5 separate regions of the Mus musculus genome follow, and all the other regions are linked to region 4. Evidence: chromatin loops called from intact Hi-C (ENCODE). Cell type or tissue: heart. All regions are shown on one strand.

The links. Hi-C counts contacts between places; a loop is a spot of excess contacts. Peaks named below come from ENCODE experiments on the same cell type or tissue, not always from the same donor. Only the 100,000 strongest peaks of a DNase experiment are listed, where the experiment ranks them.
Region 1: a loop joins it to region 4, with 1.9 times the contacts of the local background. A loop is called at or near these places in 2 of 42 quality-filtered maps.
Region 2: it touches region 4 in a loop (7-fold over the local background); 23 of 42 quality-filtered maps call a loop at or near these places.
Region 3: it touches region 4 in a loop (5-fold over the local background); 26 of 42 quality-filtered maps call a loop at or near these places.
Region 5: it touches region 4 in a loop (12-fold over the local background); 38 of 42 quality-filtered maps call a loop at or near these places.

Annotation. Positions count from the first base shown.
Region 1 is chr10:26,771,223-26,775,222 of GRCm38, reverse strand. It overlaps Arhgap18 (Rho GTPase activating protein 18), which reads right to left and starts at 2,711. Exons shown (of 15, transcript NM_176837.2): 1 at 2,527-2,711. The coding sequence starts at 2,639. In heart, a CTCF peak has its summit at 1,525; DNase peaks (open chromatin) are centred at 2,082 and 2,772; H3K4me3 peaks cover 2,045 bases; H3K27ac peaks cover 2,179 bases.
Region 2 is chr10:26,750,891-26,754,890 of GRCm38, reverse strand. No RefSeq gene overlaps it. Among named protein-coding and RNA genes, the nearest start is that of Arhgap18, 20 kb to the left of the region's middle. In heart, CTCF peaks have their summits at 1,596 (motif pointing left) and 2,170 (motif pointing right); a DNase peak (open chromatin) is centred at 2,090.
Region 3 is chr10:26,492,370-26,496,369 of GRCm38, reverse strand. Gm30034 (a long non-coding RNA gene) reads right to left here. Exons shown (of 6, transcript XR_871559.3): 4 at 1,450-1,533. Among named protein-coding and RNA genes, the nearest start is that of Gm30034, 60 kb to the right of the region's middle. In heart, a CTCF peak has its summit at 1,924 (motif pointing left); no DNase peak of the experiment used is centred here.
Region 4 is chr10:26,889,126-26,893,125 of GRCm38, reverse strand. Arhgap18 (Rho GTPase activating protein 18) reads right to left here. Exons shown (of 15, transcript NM_176837.2): 12 at 3,254-3,394. Among named protein-coding and RNA genes, the nearest start is that of Gm30534, 75 kb to the left of the region's middle. In heart, CTCF peaks have their summits at 2,110 and 2,334 (motif pointing right); no DNase peak of the experiment used is centred here; H3K27ac peaks cover 193 bases.
Region 5 is chr10:26,709,075-26,713,074 of GRCm38, reverse strand. The region is part of intron 1 of Gm48893 (a long non-coding RNA gene); the gene reads right to left. Among named protein-coding and RNA genes, the nearest start is that of Gm48893, 16 kb to the right of the region's middle. In heart, a CTCF peak has its summit at 1,801 (motif pointing left); no DNase peak of the experiment used is centred here.

The DNA of each region.
Region 1 (4,000 bases), 120 kb after region 4:
GAAAACATAAATCAGGATTCTCCAACTGGGAGGCTTCAAACAGGAGTGAGAGGAATTCTTCAATCTGGGATCCGGGAGTGAATTCTAATCGAGGTAATGTAATATAAGAAGTTCTATGATATCAGACTGCTCACCAAAGTATTAACTTCTCATCATCCTGAAAGGATGATTTGGCAAGAGAAAGTTAAAAATCAAAACATTTTCTATAAACATCTGAAATCATAAATATAACCCTTTATATTTTGCTGTTATATATAAAATATGAGTATATGCACATAACATATATATGTATATACATGTTATATATTATATACACATATAATTTAGAATAAATGAAATTCTTTGATAAACAAGGTCAGAATTTTGAGCTACCTCCCGCTACTTTTAAATAGATATGAGGACATGCAGGATCTAATTAGCCTCTTTATATGAGTTTCACTTCAGTTTTGTTTACAAAATAGGCATCAACAATCACTGAAATCTTGGAGCAACTTCGTAATGCTTAAACTACCAGCCAGCCAATCCACACATAGCCCCATCCATTATGGCCATCCTTAGGAGGTCACTACTAGCCCTATCTGTTCCACTGCTCAAATCCCCCCTCACTCCAGGAAGCCTTACTTCATGCCAACTCCAGTATCTTAACCTCTTCCAGGCTAAACAAGGAACCTCCCAAAGTTACACTGTGCTAGCTGATATGTTACTAAGCTTCAGGGTAAAAATTAATGAAGACTGCTTCCCCCTCCCCTCCTGCCTCAAACCAGTCTTTGACCTTCTCCCCACACCCCAGCATCACTACCTATCCCTCATGAAAAGGCAGTCCCAGAAAATGGTTGGTGAGCATTTTGGCGGCTAGCTGAAAGGTCTTTTACAGCCCATCTAGAGATGTGTCCTGACACATATCCAAGGCCTACTGCTCACCCTGTTTTCTCTGCCCACCTTGGCTCTGCTTCTGCAATAGCTGGAAACAACACAATACACACATTTGTTCCACCTGCTCAAGTCTAAACCTCCCACAACAAACTACAAACTTGCAAAGATGGATGGGAAAGAATGGCTACAGTTTCATGCACAAGCTTCCCCTAAGAGACTTTGCTACACCTGAGCGGGATTTCTGGAGTTTGAGTCTGAACAGTGGGATGAAGGTTGGGACCCAAAGTCCCAGCGCTTTTAATTCACTCTCACAACGGAGACCCAAGACTCAGCTCAGTCCTCAAGCCCACCCAGCCTGAAGCCAGTGACAAATGAAGAACTTGGGAGCTCACAGTTTGGGCTATTTTAACTGTCAGAAGGAAGACAAGCTAGGGCTGCTTACTGTTGGTTTGCTGTTGCTGGCTGCTTGCTGCTAAAAGATGAATATTTTACTGTCCTGCAGAAGCATGCATGGAAACGCTTGATAAATCTCAAAGGAAACAAAATGGTTACATGTGTAGCCCCAAAGCAACCACTCCCTTTGAACTTTGGAAATGAGTTTATCCAATGGCCTCCATACAGAGGGCAACAAGTAAGAAGCAAAGTTCCCCAGGCAAGGTCTAACCTTTCCTTTGATTTTTCACACGCCCCACGCGGTTAAGGATTTGGGAAACCAATGAAAGAAGGCATTCTTTTCTTTGGAAGGCACAGGCGTGAAGTACCCAGGAACAATAAAGTGTTCATTATCACCTTTAATATCAAGATGGAATTGGACTTACTGATAACTTTTTTTTTTCAATCTTCCAGGCCAATGTTTGCAATTTCTATCTAAGACTGGAGATTACTGGTTTCAGCTAGGGAGAAGGTCATTAAGGCGAGAAAGGAAGAGGCAGGGGAAAAACCAACCTTGAAAAACAGAACAAAGTACACAGAGAGGCAGAGAGGACTCTGCGACTCAATGGTCTATAGAACGTTTGCCCTATCTGCCTATAAAGTGATTTTACATTAACCACGCTCCTTCTACCAACAGAGTACTTACTGCCTGCTGACAAAAACTCCCCTTTGAAATCCCAAGAGTGCAGGGAGGGGTGTGTTTGGCTGTGCGAGTAATCTACACACACTGAAGAATGCGAACAGCACAGCCACAGGCCACTGACTTGGGCATTTTGCCCAAGCGGTCTGCTTTCAGAGAGAGGAGGAGGGTGCCACTCTCAAAACAGCAAGAAGAGTGACCAGCCTCCCTGCTATTTGGCAGACTTTCCCAGCTAACAGTTCCAGCGGCGTTTTGAGCCCATTCAAGAATTCCATCTCCCAGAGAGTGTTTCCGATACAGTCATTTGATCAGTCAGTATTTGCACATGCACCTGCTAAGCAACTGGTCGGAGCGCCACAGAGTCACCTCCCACACACCCCCGCCCCCGACTCCCCCCATCCTCCACTGGTAACCAGAAGGGCTCTTGCACTCGAGTAAATGAGATGCAAAGAACTAGCCAACCGCCTATGTTGCAGCGTCAGGTCAGGCTTCAAGTACAGAGGTGATTCTCTCCGCTCTTGACAACTTCCCTGTCACTTTGTTCCTTGGGCAGGTAGAGGGTTTTTGTTTTTCCTCCTTACCTGGAGGTGGCTTCGTCGCCTCCCTTTACATGGCTGTCCCCAGCGACCTGGTCCTTGCCGCTGGGGTGGTAAGCAGTTAGCACAACTCCCGAGGAACTCGATAGCCAGTTCATGGTGAGAGAAGGGGCATAATTTCTGGGATTCTGACACAGAGGGGAATGAAGTTCCTGTCTCGCCTGACCAACTTGCTCATTAGCAAGGGCCAGCCCCTCCCCTGTCCGGGCCAGCGATTCACAGGGAGAGAGGCGTGGCCTCTCCCGCAGAGCTTCCTGGCCCTGCAGTTACAGGCTGTGTGTGACTCACAGCTTTGTTTAAACCCGGCAATCCCAGGCTGCAGCAGCCGCCGCTGCAGCAGCAGCAGTTGTTAAGGGGGCCTGAGGAAACCGTGGTTAGGACAGAGTCTTTTCCCTTCCCCATGTGTTACTACTACCTGATTATTTCTGCTGCTTCGCATCACTCAAGGAAGGCATTCCTTAACCCCTTCAGGCATTCGACATTCACCACAGCCAAACCAAGAAGCCCAATCAAAGGTCACAATGCCATCTGGCCCACCAGAAAGGCTTTGCTTTCCGCTACAAAATATACTGTGTTATTGTGTGCCCTGCAATATCAAGCACACCTTTTTTTTTTTTTTTTTTTTTTTTTTTTTTTTTTTTTTTTTTTAATCAAACACTATTTGGGAAAAATAAACTTTAAACTGTCTACCTAATGCCTGTTAAAAGTTAACAGTCAGCTGGGCTTGGTAGCGCAGGCCTTTAATCCCAGCAGAGGCAGGCAGATTTTTGAGTTCGAGGCCAGCCTGGTCTACAGAGTTTTAGGACAGCCAGGGCTATACAGAGAAACCCTGTCTCGAAAAACCAAAAAAAAAAAAAAAAAGTTAATAGTCAAAATAAGAAGTTCCAACATTTGCTGAGAACCTATTACTTTCCAGTGGTGGGGTTGGGGGTATGCCCAAGAATACTCCAGCTTGTGCCAGACACAGATACACACACACACACACACACACACACACACACACACACACACAGAGAGAGAGAGAGAGAGAGAGAGAGAGAGAGAGAGAGAGAGAGAATATTATTAGAAAGAGTATAGCCAGTGGACAGGTGAAATATCTTGACCAAAATAAGATAGTAAGTGCCAGGAGATGCCCACCTAGATACCGCCTTGTTTAGTCAACTGAAAAAAGCAAGTTCAAACATCAGTTTTAAAAAATCATTTTCTGGGTTTCCTAGTCCTAAAAATTAAAAACAAAAATTCTTGCTCTTTGATATATGTGACAATCTCAATTGAAACATTTTGCTTGATATATATTTTATTATTTTACACACACACACACACAGAGACACACACACAACACACATTTAGATGAAATAGCCCTGGCTGGCCTGGAACTTTCTGTGTAGACCAGGCTGGTCTCAAACCATAGATTTTCCTATTTCTGTCCCCAAGTGCTATTCTTAGAACCATACCTTGC
Region 2 (4,000 bases), 140 kb after region 4:
GGTGGCCAACAGAAGCAGGAGAATCTCAAGAATTGATGGGCCAGCCAGCCTAGCACACACAGTGGTAACCAACAGAAGACAGACCCTGTCTCTAACAAGATGTAAGGTAAAGACTAACATTCTGCTGTTGTATAACCTCTCTGCATGCATCTGCACTTACCCAGGAACATGTATGCAACCACAGGAGTATATATACACACATACATATGCACACACAGGGGGTGGGGCAGGCAGGCAGGGAGAGTTAAACATAAGATAAAAAAAAGTGGGCCACTTTCCACTGGGGACCCTTCCAAACTTCTTTTATCTCCAATATGATGAATCCATGATCGGTTGACAGACATGGACCACCATCTGCGTGGTAACCAATAGACCTCACACTGGCAGCTACATGGTAACAGTCATCAGCTAAGCAAAGAGAGATTGACCAGCCCTCCCTTCCCTCTATGGATACCATAAAACCAAGAGTGGTAAGCAGCAAGCTAAACAAAGGAAATGTTTGCCTTTCTGGCTACTCCTTTAGAGGACTTGGCAAATCCCTAGCAAACCTTCAGATCAGCTAGTAAGCAAGTTCATGGTGTTGGTTCTTTTCCCTAGAATACAGCAATAGACGTATCTACTGGCCAATCAGATAATCACACGGCACTGGTACAATAGTCAGTGGGAATCGTCTTCTAATGGAGAGACACGTAGCCAGGGCTGACTGGCATTGAGAGAGAAAACTAGTATTAGGGGTTATCTTTTCTGTTCAGGACTGACTTTATCTCAAGGGACCTTAGCTAGCAGCACGTATCATGTGATGGTGACTCGGGACACTTCTGAATACAGCCATTATGGTGGTACCACACTGCCCATCCTGGCCAGTCTTTAAAAACAGGGCAGTTAGCCCTCAATGGCAAGCCAGGCTCAGTACCATCAAACACCAGTGAGAAATAATGAGGAACCCTGGGGTATTGGGGGGAAAATTAAAACTATTGGCTTTGGGAATTGTGCTTTCCACAATTTGTAATCAATAATAATAATAATAATCATTATTATTATTATTAATCTCTGTAACTTTATAGAAATTAACCATTCTAGGTCTCCACGTCCTCATCCAATGAGGAAAGGGTTAGTCAGACTACATGTGATCCCATGATCCACCGGACATGTGTCTATAAGCATAGCATAAGTCATTTAATCTGTGCAGCTCAATCATGTATGCGCTGTGTGCCATGAACTATGCTGTGTGTGTTTTCATGGTGGCAATACTCAGGATAGCAGTGACATTTTCGCCGTTTGATAAATTAAAACCTCAAAATATGCAAACCCACAAACAGCATTGATCTGTCCAGGGAGCCTGTCATGTCAACTTAGGACTCACTCCCCATGCGAGTCATTTTACTTACAGTACAGTGTCGTAAGAAGCAGGATCCTTCAGGATCTCGGATATACAGAAACCGAAATCAAAGGGAGGCCCAGGAAAGCCAGCCTCGGCACCCATGGTCTAGCGTGGAGAGCACTCCCTTGGTGTCACTCCTTCAGTTCCAAATGCTCTCTGTCCAACCTGCCATTTCGTCATGCAAAAGCCAATGTTTTTACCCATGTTGAAATAAGATGAGCTTTTAGCTTTAATTTGGTTGCCACCTGCTGGCTGAAAGACAAAAAAAAAAAAAAAAAAAAAAAAAAAAAAAAAAATCCCTCTGCAGCAAAGGACATGCTTAAACAAAAGAAAGCCTTACCCTTAGCAGAGCCAGTGGGGATGAGCTTGGGTTACCCTGTAAACTGGACGGGAGCGGATACTAAACATGTGTAGTGTGGGACAGACACTACAGTGGATTCTCCAGATGCCTTGCTGCTCGTACTCACCAATAAGCTTTGTGACAGCCCACCATTTTGAAGAAGAGAAGCTCAACTCCTGGCATCAGAGGATACCACCAAAGAGTGGTAAGGGATTCCGAAGTAGGCCAGACAGAGCATTTCTCCATCCCTAGCATATCCTCTTTTCCTTATCACATGCCTTTCCACCACCCTGGAATGCCCAGGTAACCTTACGGCGGGTAGAAAATGCTCTCTGCAGGCCTCCTACTGCAGAGCTGCAGTATGCTGCCAAATCACAAAGCATTCAGAGGATTTCCCAGCCAAGCCGAGGCAGGCCAAGAAAATACTTCATCAATCCTGCAGGGGGCGCCAGTGATAACCAGTCAAAATACAATAAACACTCTGAGATCAGGAATTTGGTTTTTTAATAGAAATTCATATTAAACATTCGATCCTTCAGCTGAAATAGTTATAAAAGGAGAGAGGGTGGGTGTTCTATGTTTCTCTTGGGAAACACTCAAAGTTCACCTGTGTCCCCGTGGACACCCTGTACTGACTGATTTCTGCCGCCTGAGATACACAAAGCCCAGTGCCGAGTTCAGACAGCTCACGGCCGGACTGGACAGGAGCATAAATACTGGGCTCCTTTTGTCTCGGAGAGGCATTACTGGCCGGCTAATGGCTGAGGGATTAACCTCCGCAGGCACTGTTCTCAGCACTTCATATATTAACTAAATCTTCACACAATGGGAAAGAGAGCAGCACTGGTGCTCTAATAAAGGAGGAGTCTTACTCTTTTTTTAATGGATGTTAAAGAAAACATGCAATTCCACATACCTCTCACATAATAGTAGCAGTGTGCAAGCCCAAGCACTGTGCACTGTTTACGTTTAACCTCTAAGACAGTGGTTCTCAACTTTTTGTTTTTAAGGTTTTTTATTTTATGTAAGTGCACTGTAGCTGTTTTCAGACACCCCAGAAGAAGGCATCAGATCGCATTACGGGTGGTTGTGAGCCACCATGTGGTTGCTAGGATTTGAACTCAGGACCTTCGGAAGAGTGGTCAGTGCTCTTAACCACGGAGCCATCTCTCCAACCCCTGTTCTCAACCTTCTTAAAGCTACGATCTTTTAACACCTTTGTGTTGTGGTGACCCTAGCCATAAAATTATTTTCGTTGCTACTTCATAAATGTAATTTTGCTACTGATGTGAATGCCACATAAATATCTGAGATGCAGATTATCTGATATGTGACCTATGTCAAAGGGTCACTTATTTCCCCCGAAGGGTCTTGACCCACAAGTTTAGAACCACTGCTCTCAGAGAAGTGCTATAGCTGAACAGAGGAATAGAGATGAAAGATAGATCAGTGACCAGTTAGTTGGCCATTCCCTCAGTCTCTGCTACATCCGATGGGCAAGCACCAAACCCTGGCACTATTAATGATACTCTGTTATGCTTGCAGACAAGAGTCTAGCATGGATATCCTCTGAGAGTCTTCATTGAGGCAGCTGACTCAGATAGCTGCAGACAACCCCAGTCAAACAGTGGATGGAGCTTGGGGACCCTCATGTAAGAGCAGGAGGAAGGATTGCAGACCCAAAAGGGATAGGAACGCCACAGAAAAATAACAGTCAACTAACCTGGACCGTTTGGGTCTCTCAGAGACTGAACCACTAACCAATAAGCATACTCAGGAAGGACCTAGGCCTCCACAGATGTGCAGTTTGGTCTTCATGTGGATCCTGAGCAACTGTAGTCGGTAGCTATCCCAAAAGCTGTTGCCTGTATGTGGGATGTGTTCTACTCACTGGACTGCCTTATCTGGCCTCAGTAGGAGAGGAAGCACCTAGACCTGCAGAGACTTAATGTGCCAGGGTACAGGGATACCCAAGGGGCTCTGCCTACTCAGAGAAGGGGAAAAAGGATAAGGGGGAGGATTGTAGGAGGGATGACTGGGAGGGAGAAAGTGAGTGGGATGTAAGTGAATATGCTAATTAATTAGAAAGATCAGTGACTGTTCAGCTGCGTGGGTAGGCAGAGGGCAAAAAGGGAAGTAGAGCTAGCCTTGAAATTATCAGTCAAGGCAGTTCCCTATGAATACCATCATTTTGACTATATAAACAAGAAACACGGATCAGAGGGTCAGTGAGCTGGCTTAGCAGGTAAAGGCACTTGGCCTAACAAGCCTCAAAACTC
Region 3 (4,000 bases), 400 kb after region 4:
TGCTATACCATTGTTTGCTATTCGCATAAATTCAAAATGGAATCTTGTTGTGGTTTTAATTTGCATTTCTCTGGTTTTTAAATATAAATAAGCATGTGCAAGAACACACGCCAGCAAGAACACACGTGGACAACCGGATCCTTCTGCAACAATGCTTTATTACACTAGCTTCAGCATGAAGAGGAAGACCCAGAGCCCAGAAGTGGTGCTGCTTATATAGGCCTAGGAATGACATGTCGATACCTGATTGGTTATGCTACCAGTACCTCATTAATATGCATCAGGCCAGGCAGTGAGTCGGCAAAAAACTCTTATGCACGTGCGCACATTGGTTGTTTACCCAAACTTATGCTTGGTGGCCAGCAGAAGCCAGCACCACTCTGCAACGGCACATGTGGCTTCCCGTGTGTGTGTGTGTGTGTGTGTGTGTGTGTGTGTGTGTGTGTGTGTGTTGCTCAGTGGCAGAGGATTTGCCTAGTCACTTAGGACCCTGGATTTGATCCCTGGTTTCAGAAGGATTGGAACACACAAGAGTCAATATATTTTAGATGTGAAAAATAACTTGTATTTTTGTTTTATGTAAGCTGCCCAATTCTGATTTTAACTTTGTTTGTTTGTTTGTTTGTTTGTTTGTTTGTTTTGGAGGGAGAATTAATGACTTGACAGTTCATATGTTGTTTTTACCACAGCTTCTCCAGATTTCCAGGTTTCTTTCTCTTTATTTATAGTAACTATAAAATAAATATTTAGATCGAACTCCGTGTAACACTCCAAGCTTCTGCTGCACTCATGTCCATACAGACATGAACATTTACATACATGCTACACAGGACATTTTGCCATGTTCTAACTTATAAACCAGGAATGATGCTATTAGAATTATTTTCTTTTTAAGTTTTCATTTAACAATAACTTATGAGAGTACTTCCAAGTCAAATTGTTAATTCCAGTCAATTCTTCCAGTGATACTTAAAGGTTTTGTTGCACTTGAAACATTTTGCTAAGTAAAAGCCTGCCATAGAAGCTTTAAGAGAAACAGCAAAAGAAAATTGCATGAAACAATAATTAATAATAATAATAATAATAAAGGACTTGAAGGTAATATTATGAGATTCATGGCAACAACAACAACAACCCAAAAACCTTTCTTGGTGGAAATGTGGCTGTTGTTATATATTCTATACAGTGGGCATAGATGCTAGTTCAGTTTGTACAGTGAGTTCAGATCCCCCAGTACCCATGCCTTAAAGAGAAAAGAAAAGAAAAGAAAAGAAAAGAAAAGAAAAGAAAAGAAAAGAAAAGAACAAAGGAAGGAAGGGAGGGAGGAAGGGAGGGAGGGAGAGAGAGAGAGAGAGAGAGAGAGAGAGAGAGAGAGAGAGAGAGAGAAAGAGGGAAAGGAAGAGAAAAAGAAACAAAAACAAAAACAGATTTGGTATATTTTGTACACACCTGCCATCCCCTCTCCGATGGATCTCTGAGAATCCCTAGCCAGGAAGTCTAGACGAATCAGCAAACTCTGTTTAGTGACACATCCTATTCCAAAAAATAAATGGGGATGATTAAGGTAGAATCCCCGAGTTGACCCCTGGCTTCCACATGCATACCCAGACACTTGTTCAAACACACCCACACACATCTACCCATGGGGGCGGGGTGGGGGTGCGGGTAGAGGGAGATGACGAAGAAAATGCGCTTCCAGACCAAAGAGACAGGAAGTACATTGTACTCCTGGTTCAGTAGCAGACCTCCGGGTGGACTTTGAATAGTAATTACTTGTCTGGACTCTGGTTATCTCTTCTGTGAAATGGAGGCCAGAGCACAACTGTGCATTCCTGCGCAGATCAAACAGTTCTTAATCAACTGAAGACTAATCCAAAGTTTGCCAAAGTTTAACATTCACCAGCTGACATGGCGCCACCATGTGGCAGTAGCAGGAACAGTTTCGAATACATTTGTCCCTTCCGCCTTTAAGACTGATTTCCATTTAAGGAGTTAACATAATTTCAAAGTACATAAAGTGAGAATTCATTGATCTACTTACTTTTCATCATTTCACATTTACATAAAATTTGAGGAATCACTCCACAGATAGGAAATTTTTAAAATCTAACATTGGTTATCACATGTGACAAAACAGGAAAATTATAATAATGAGATTGTACCATAAACGTCCATTAAAAAAAAAAAAGAAAAAAGAAAAAAAAGGTACAGCAGATTTATAAGCAACATGGCTAGAAAACTTCAAAATGTCTCAAGTTCTTAAAATTGGGGTTGAGCAGGTGGGTAGTGGAGCAGCTCTGGGTAAAAGTTCACAGCATACAAGGAGAGAAATAGCAGCGGTTGCTGGCAGTATTACTGCCTATTGCTCAGATGATGTAGGACCTAACATGAGCTAGAAAGCATGCTATATCTAACTCAGTAACCAGATAGTGAACAGAAGCAAATTATAATGCCAGTTTTATTATTGTAGTGTTTATGTTCCTCTTATCACTTATCGAATAGAATTGCAGTACTGGAGAGATGGCTCAGTGGTTAAGAGTGCTTGCTGCTCTTATAAAGATCCTGGGTTCAATTCCTAGCACTCACACGGTGGTGGCTCACAACTGTTCTGACCTCGGAGGCACCAGGCACATACATGGTAACCATACATACCCAACGGGCAAAACATTCATACTCATAAAATAAATAGATCTAATTTTTTAAATTAAAAAAGTAATCGTATCAACTTTTACTGATTTTAGATATCTCATTTTTTCTTTTAAATTAAAGTCTAATGTAAATAGCTTTATATTCACAAAAATAAATTCAAAGAAGAAAGTTTCCATGTACCCTAATACCCAAACTCCTATGTTAGAATCTAAGGTCCCTGAAGCCTAATTATCACAATTAAAAAGCAAATATTGGTTCTTTATTAGCAATTAAAGTACATCTCCTATTCAGCTCTCTGACTTTTCCTCCTATTTCCTTCCGATGGTCCTTCTCAAGACAACATCTCAGTCCCAGTGTCTCACCCTCCTCGTGCCTGTTTCTTGGGCTTTCCTCATGGTTGAAGACTTCAGCGTTTCTGCAGGGAACTGGTGCGGTATTTGTCTGGCAGCACCTCAGTTTGGTTTGTCTGATGTCAGTCTCTCCACAAGACACCAAGTATTTCTAAAATCAACAAGTCTTGCCACAGGAGATCACCCTGGCCATCTAAAGACGGTGCCCTGGCGAGGCTTCTTGCAACCTACCTTGTCTTCCCCTGCACATGCGCATTTATTCAAATGCAAAGCCCACACTGAAGTGTGGTCCCTGGAGGACCACAGAACTTAAAACTGAGGCGTTTCTAGAGGAGCCAGCCACATCCCCCACGTCCATCGACTTATGTGTTTAGCTATTTATATCACGGGGATAATGGGTATTTATTTTTATATTTTGGATAACCCAATATAACATTTTTTGTTGTTGTTATCTTGAGTCTCATTGTTCCAATTCTGGCACTGAAAGCTCCTTCGGGCTGCCTTCTGCGTCTCTGAAATGTTTCCATTACTCTGTACACATTTGCTTCCGCCGTGTAACCACCCGTTCTTAAGCTGAACCCCCCTTTCTTTTTATTGAAGAATGGATCAGAAACTAAGATCTGGCTCCTAGTTATAGATAATATAAAGAGAAATTTGTTTATTTTTAACTCTTCTTCCTCTTCAGACCATCTTAAAATTGAAACTTAAAAAAAAAAAAAGCTTTGAGATTTTAAGAAATAATCCAGTTAACACGAGGTTCTTCACCCTTACTAACTGCTGTCTTGACTATCATCACTGTTAGCATGTCTGTTTCTCTGTGGGTAACGTGTTTCCGGTCCAAACATGATTTCAAGATGAAAGCATCCTAGAGGGGGGGGGGACCCTATAAATTATTTCTGTGCCTTTTCCCACATCGTTCTTTCTCACTAAATCAGCAGCCAGCAGATCTCCCATAAGTGACTACAGAGCCCGTGTGTGGAGAGATACAGGTGTTTCCCTTT
Region 4 (4,000 bases):
TAAGTTGATAGGGCAAGAGGCTCCTCTCCAATTTTCTTTCTTTCTTTCCTTTCTTTCCTTCCTTCCTTCCTTCCTTTCTTTCTTTCTTTCTTTCTTTCTCTTTTTTCTTTTCTTTTTCTCTTTCTTTTTTCTGTCTGCCTTACTCTCTCTCCCCCTCCTCCCTCCCTTTTTAAAATATATTTTTAAGCCAGGTATGGTGGCATATGTCTTTAATCCTATAGCTCTAGAGACAGAGGCAGGTGTATATCCCTATGTTCCAAGCCAACCTTATTTGCATAAGCCCCCCCCCATCAGCTGGGGGCTCCACAGGGAGACTTAATTCTTAGTTCCCTACTCCAATTTACTTTTGTAGCAGAAGAAAATTGAAATGGTTATTTTCGATAAATGATAATCAGTATAAATGGATTTCCTAGGTACCATGGATTGGAGAGAATTTAGAGGTAAGATGAAATTATGGTAAACTCAATGAAATAAACACTTTGTTTGCTATATTCACAATATTTTGTACTAACACCAAAGAGGGTTGCTGGTGATCCAGCTCAGTGGGTAGTGTGTTTAGCATGAACAAATCCACTGGGCACTGCATAGAAGCTGGACATGGTAGTATTTATCTGCAATATAGCTCTCTGGGGTTGAGGCAGGATGGTCAGAAGTTCCAATTTGTCTTTTGTTATTTGTGAGTTTCAGTCCATCCTGGACCATAGTTGGGTCTCCTACATGATCACATATTCTCTCTCTTCCTACCTCCTTCATTCCGTCCTCCCTCCCCTGCATCCTTCCTATATAAACATACACACACACACACACACACACACACATTAAAAGCATGGCCTACAACACAGTAAAATACTATATAATCTGTTTATACTTTTATTTATTTATTTTGTATTTACTTTGCTTAAAAATGTTCACTTCCATGGTTAATAGAGATGGTCTATTTTGTCCAGTAATGTCTGTCTGTCTTTCTTTCTTTCTTTCTTTCTTTCTTTCTTTCTTTCTTTCTTTCTTTCTTTCTTGTTTGTTTTTTAGATAGGGTTTCTCTCTATAGCCCTGGCTATCCTGGAACTTACTTTGTGGACCAGGTTGGCCTCGAACTCAGAAATCCTCCTGCCTCTGCCTCCCAAGTGCTTTGATTAAAGGTGTGCTCCACCACCGCCATACCATTTAGGGCCTGGGCTGAACATTAAGATGATTTAGCTGAAGAATCAAGGAAGAAAAGTGATAAAATACAAGGCAGTGGGGGTGAGGTGGCTTACACTGCACTCAAAGGGATCGGCTGCAGGGCCAGCCATTTGCTGGACAGTAGCAACCTCCTACTGGTCACAAAACCTAGCCTAAAACTTCCAGTTTTGATTTTTCAGTTCTAGCACTAGAGGATGCATGGATGGATGGATGCTTTCACAAAAAAAATCATCTATACACAAGTAAATTTCATTTTGTGCATTTGTTTGCTCATTTATAATTTTTTCCTATGTATACGATTCTAAGATACCAACTTGATTCTTTGATGCCAACCTGAAAGGTAAATTTCTGGAATTGAATTTAAAAATTTCAATCTAAAAGATAGTCCAAACTGGCCCCAGGTGTGGGGCTGCGACCCTAGGAATGCCCTCTGCAGTCAGTCTACACTTCTTTCTTCTTGCAGAGATGATTTGTTTTCACAAATAAGCTTGAGCCCCTCTGAAGCCTCCTGATGCCTGCTTCCTAGTATGCAGTACCTGGCGCAGGCTTCCTTCACACACACACACACACACACACACACACACACACACACACACACATACACACACAAGTTAGTCTGAGCTGCCTACTTCTGTATAGGGTGGGAAAGCAAGCATCCAGCTTTGGGCCTCTTTGAATAAGCTAATGGGTGATTAGGACTTGGTATCTTGGATCAACAGAATTTGGCTAAATATCTGAATTTTTTTCAGAAAAGGAAAGGGCACTTAATTTGGCCTCAATTTGAACAGCCAGGACTACAATGCCAGTCCCCTCTTTACATTGTATTTGAGGTATCAGAGCACTCCAAAGTGAAAGAAAAATGACCTGTAACAATTCCTTTCTAGCCCTATTTTAAAATTAAGTTCTAAAACAACTATAAACAACATTGATAATTTCCCTTACTTCTATTTTGTATCGTTTAGAGATATTTACAATTGACTTTTAAAACATTTTTACATCTCTAAGAAAGTATTTTTAAGAGAGAGCTACAAATGGGTTCGGGCCAAATATATATATAATTTAGAGACCCCCCCTCCTTCATCCCCCAACCATAGCAGACCATAGGAGAAAAATTGGTCAAAGGCTGACAACTGCACTTTCATAGTTTTCCACAAGATGGCAGCATGCAACTGAGCAACTTCCGTTGGGGCGAGGGGTGTTTTCCCTTAAGCAGAACAATAGAAGGCCTCTCCCTCATTCTGAGAGCTGCCACCAGAGCATGGCTAACTCAATTCATAAATATATTTTCATGCATATTTCATTCTCGTAAACATGGTTCTTAATATATCCATCCCTACACTAGTTTGTAAATCTAGATCTTTTATCTTAATTTTCTTCTCTATAATGTAAGTTAAAATTCCTCTGATCAAATTACAAAGCTTAAATACTTTTCATGGATCTAGGATTGATCTTCTGCCTCAAGATACCCCCAATCCAGTCAAGTCTCTCTATGAATTCTTATGGATGAAGCTTAGTGGAGTGCTGAGGAATTTCACTCAGTAGTGGGCATCTGAATGATACAAAAGGAGTGTGTGTGTGTGTGTGTGTGTGTGTGTGTGTGTGTGTATGTGTGTGTGTGTGTATGTGTGTATGTGTGTGTGTGTGTATGGGTGTGTATGTGTGTATGTGTGTGTGTGTGTATGTGTGTGTGTGTATGTGTGTGTGTATGTGTGTGTGTGTGTGTGTGTGTATGTGTGTGTGTGTATGTGTGTGTGTATGTGTGTGTGTGTGTGTGTGTGTGTGTGTGTGTATGTGTATGTGTATGTGTGTGTGTGTGTGTGTGTGTGTGTGTGTGTGTGTGTTTCCCTGAAGGGGAAAATTGAGGGTAGTCTTCTCTTGACATTATTTCTTTGTTCACCATTACTAAACTCCACACTGAGTCCTAACACCTGACCAACTTTCAATATTGGTCATTAGAAGAAAAGAAACTGGTCTCCTTCATTTATATTCCTACCGAGGCACAGTAAACAGGAGAACATTGCAGTGGAAGGACTTAAATCACAATAATTATAAACCCTCAGGATTTGCTTACACCATTTGCAGTTTTATCTTGCTTTTCATGTTTTTCCCGGTCATAAGCCATTTTCTTCAGCAATTTCTTCATGGCTTTCCTTTCCTTCTTTTGATTCTCAATATTCTGTTTCCTCACTTGGATTACAATAAATTTAGGGATCTGTAAAAAAAGAGAAAAAAAGAAAAAAGAAAAAAGAAAACAAGAAACTTCAGCTGGAGGAAGAAAAATATACAGAACCTTTTAAAACAAAATACTTTAATCTTTTTTTCTTGCTTTTAATTTCAAGAGGATTAAAAGTTCTGTTTCTCCTGGCTAAGCCATTTAAATGTACCACTCATTAACTCTATGAAAAGAAATGAACCATGAACTCTCTTAGACCAGGAACAGGGCATCCACTTGGGGTAATTTACCACCCACTGTGGAAGGTTCCAAAAGAGACTTTGTGAAGTTCAAGGACATACTGGCCTCCCCACGCCATGGATGTCAACACAGGAGGAGATTCCCTGAGGAGACCTTTTGGAGGCCAGCACCTCCGCAGTCGTTCCTTAGCAACTACCTCTCTCCAGCTCCTATAAGCTAACCTACACGTCCCTTCCAACAAACCAGATGGCCTCTGCTGTCGGAGAATAAAGAAGTTTACCGATCAACAAAAGCCAAAAATTTGTCAGTGGTACTCCTAAAGACACACTATCCTTCTAAAGATAAGGAAAAACTTATTCTTAGAAATTCTATTAATAACCAAATGTTTTGGGTCATTAAAATGTA
Region 5 (4,000 bases), 180 kb after region 4:
CTCTCTCTTCATCTGGGTCTAGTCAGTGCTGCTCATGGATGGGGAGTTGCATACACTGGAGAACAGACAACCTACCATGGACCACAGTGCTGAAGAAAACTGGCCCTCCCTCCTCAAGGGCCATAAGTTACAAAAAAAAAAAAAAAAAAAAATCCTTTGTCTCATTGTTGGTCAGGGGGCCCCAGAGATGCTTCAACATTTTTGAAGTGATCTCTTTTTCTAGGGTCAATGGGGTATGGAGGGAAAGACAAAGGACCAGAGAGGTGAGACAACAGCTGAAGAATATGCTAATTCGAATGTGTGATTATCACTTGTCTCTACAAGATGGCACGGATGTGCTCCCATGTCTCAGGCCTTAAGAAATTAGAGCTGGCGCCATCACTTGGCAACCACCTGAACGTGGGCTGACTGCAGGATGTCCTTAGGCCATCAGTAGATAGATAGATGATAGACAGATGAATGGATGGATAGATAGATGGATGATAGATTAGATATTCAAGCCCCCTTCATCATAGAACTGAGAGGGGAGTTAAGTGAGAGAAGCCAAACAGCATCAAATAGTAGTCACAGTTAGCATGTGATAGGTCAAGTCGCAGACTTGCTTTGAAACCATTGGCTCACCCTTACTTTGAGTTTCATGGCTTCACCCTGCAGCTGTGATTCTGAAAGACAACTCTTCCCATAGTCCCTTCCTGACGCCATCGTTCTTCTACACTAGAAAGCTCTTAATTTTATTAAAGGACAGAGCTCAGACCGATCCTTCTAACCTTGATGGCCATTCTTTCTATGGTATATGAGATATACGGTATATGAAGCAAAATTATATGGGTCTGGTCAAATTAAGGCATCTAACAGAAACACTCAGTCTTTAACTCAGCTACACAATAGTTTTCCTTAGCCTTTAGCTTTTTGTTTTCTACTTTTTACCTTTTCACTCCACTTGTTTCCCTAGAGTCTAAGTCTCAAAAGAGGCAGGGATGATAGAGTGAAGAAATTAAAATTATATGACAACAAGGTGGTTCAGAGAGGAGAGGGGTTTGCCACCACGCCTGAAGGCCTGAGTTTGATTCCCAGCTTCTATGTGTTAGATAAAGAGAACCAACTTCAAGTTGTCCTCTGAGGTTTACACTTGTGCCCTGACACTTGCATGCCTCTGATCCCACACATAAATGATAACATATATAATAAATAAGAGAATGTTTAAAATTAAAATTATATGTAATAGTTGATATAAGAATAAATTACCACAATCGGCCAGTTTCACAGCCTAGAAACAAAGTCTCCTATGTTTTTGGTTTCATCTCTGAACATGAAGTTTGGGAGAATTTTGACTCTACTTTTTGTGTAATGTCAGAAGTCTATATTACTGATAATAAATATATTGTCATCCAAAATAGCATAGAAATTCATTTTGTAGAGCTCACAGGACTCTTATTTTTTTCGTACATTCAATTTACTATAATTTTGCTACAGCGATGGCCAAAGTTATTGAATAGGCATGATGCCAGGAGCTCTCTTTTTTTGGCTAATCTTCAGAAAAAAGAAAAAAAGAAAAAAAAAAAGAAAGAAAGAAAGAAAGAGAAAGAAAGAATTGGCTATTTTCTCAAATTTATCAAAGTTCCATTCCAAATTGGAAATAAAACACAGTTTCATATTGGAGAAATAGAAGGTCAGATATTTCTGACATTGGTTATTAGTCTGAATTCAACGAGACACATAGAAAATAAATTCTACAACTGTTTGAAAGGAGGGTTGCATGTGGTTTATAAATTTCACTGTCTCTTTTGTTCTCACCGCCATCTTGTGGCCATTGGGAGAATATTTCACTAAGTTTTCCTGTGGAAGCCTGGCTAGGAAAATGGAAGCCTGATTTCACAAAGAACAAACCTAATTCAATGCTCTGCCTTTGTTCTTTCCCATGAAGTGAAGTCGCTGCTTTCTGGCAGTGATACTCAGATAATTACTAATAGATCAGGTACTTGACTTTGTTCTGGGACATGGAGGGACAGTCTTGTTTTTTCTATTGATGTCTACTGCTCATCATTACCAATGAAGGATTTCAGCAGAACAAAACCGAGGAACATGAAATATTCACTTAAAAAATTAAGTAATGGGGGCCCAGAGAATTGGCTCAGTGGATAAAGAAACTTGCTGTGCAAGAATAAAGACCTGAACTGAGGTCCCAGCACCTATGAGAAAGCCAGGCATGGTGGTGCATGCCTGGAATCCAATCGATATGGATGCCAGAGACAGGAGGCTGGCTAGGGCTTCTGGTCTGATGGCCTAGCAGTGTGGGACACTGTCTCAGGGAATAATACAGGGCAGGAGATGTAAGACTTAATCTAAAGTAGCATAGCATCTGATATCTTTCTGTGGCTTCTGTATATGTACCCAGATATACACGTGTACATACCCCCACCTCCACAGACACACGCGTGCACATGCACTCACACAGGTACACGCACACACACACACACACACAAGTAGTAATATACTTTTGGTTAGACAGACCAATAACTGAGAATTTTGGGAATGTATATACTTCATTCAACTGCAGTTCATCATCTATAAAGTAGGTATAATATCGGTCAGCTATACATCATAGCTATCTCTGACAGTGGTCATGGGAAACGCTTTTGAGAGAATACTAAGTCCTTAACAGAGCTCATGATCAATGATGGCATTATTGAGCAACAGCCACCTCTAACACAGAAGTATTGTGACCCTCCTGGACAACTTAAACACGGGCTGTTAACTAACGCTTGCAGCATTGCTTGCTTATAGCTCTTCCCCTGGGTTAATAGAGCAGTACAGTGTCACGGGCAAGAGCAGTGGGCATTTAAGCAGTGTGGACTCAGCCCATCATTCTTCACACTTACTGGCTCAGTGACTTCAGGCTTTATACGTAAAATTCTATGAAGACATTTTAATATCTCTCCAATAGGCTTATTAACCAGCATTGCTTTATCTTATGAGTGTATTGACGCATATACCTCACCTACCATGCACAGTATCTCAGCTACCATATATAGAACATCCTAAGTATTAGCTATAAGCTTAAGTCAAACAATAAAATGTCATTTACTTGGTACATGTACTAATACTGTCCCAGAACCAATATTTACCAAAATCTAAATTCCATAAAAGTCTGCTACAGTATAGAGATTGAGTTGCTTATTCACAAATAACTAGAAAAATGTGTTAGTGTGTTCTGCCATATTATTCTAAGAACTTTGATTTTTTTTTTTTGAGACAGGATCTCATCATGCAACCTAGACTCACCTAAGATTTGAGATCCTCCTGCCTTGCCTTCCTGAGTAGTTGAAATACAGGAACACATTGCCATACCAGATCAACTGTCGCCTGTTTGAAAAATCTTCAAGTCTTTGGTTTTAAAAATAATCATTTCCTTTATCCTTGCCGTCTACTCCCTACCATGCTTGCACTTACTGTTATTCTAATCACAGTCTGAAAGGCAAGAGAGCATGGCCTCCTCCTGCATCTTATTGGCTACCTGAATGCACAATGCAATATAGATATCTACATATGATACAATGTAGCCACCTACACATGACATAACATAGCTGTCTAAGTGTGACACAATGTAGCTATCTACACACAATACAATGTAGCTGTCAACACACAACACAATGTAGCCCAGTCTGGACATAGCACAATGTTGCTGTCTATATAGGATACATAGTAGAACTTCTACATATTACTAAAGTCTTAGAGGAGGAATTTACAGAGCTAGTGTTCCGGGGCAAGGCAAGGAACAGGTTTTAGTTCCAGCAATGCAGCTTTGTAGAACTCTGGTCTAGCATGCACACAAAAACTGTCCCCATGTAGACAAAACTTCAGGAACGTTACAACAATGAGGAGAAGCTGCAGCTCTTCTTACAAGCCATTAAAATGGGATCCCACATGGAAGGAAAACAATGTGTCTTCTAGAGCAAGCTGTTTAACTGTACTCATCTCTGCGTTTCTTAGATGCAAGTGG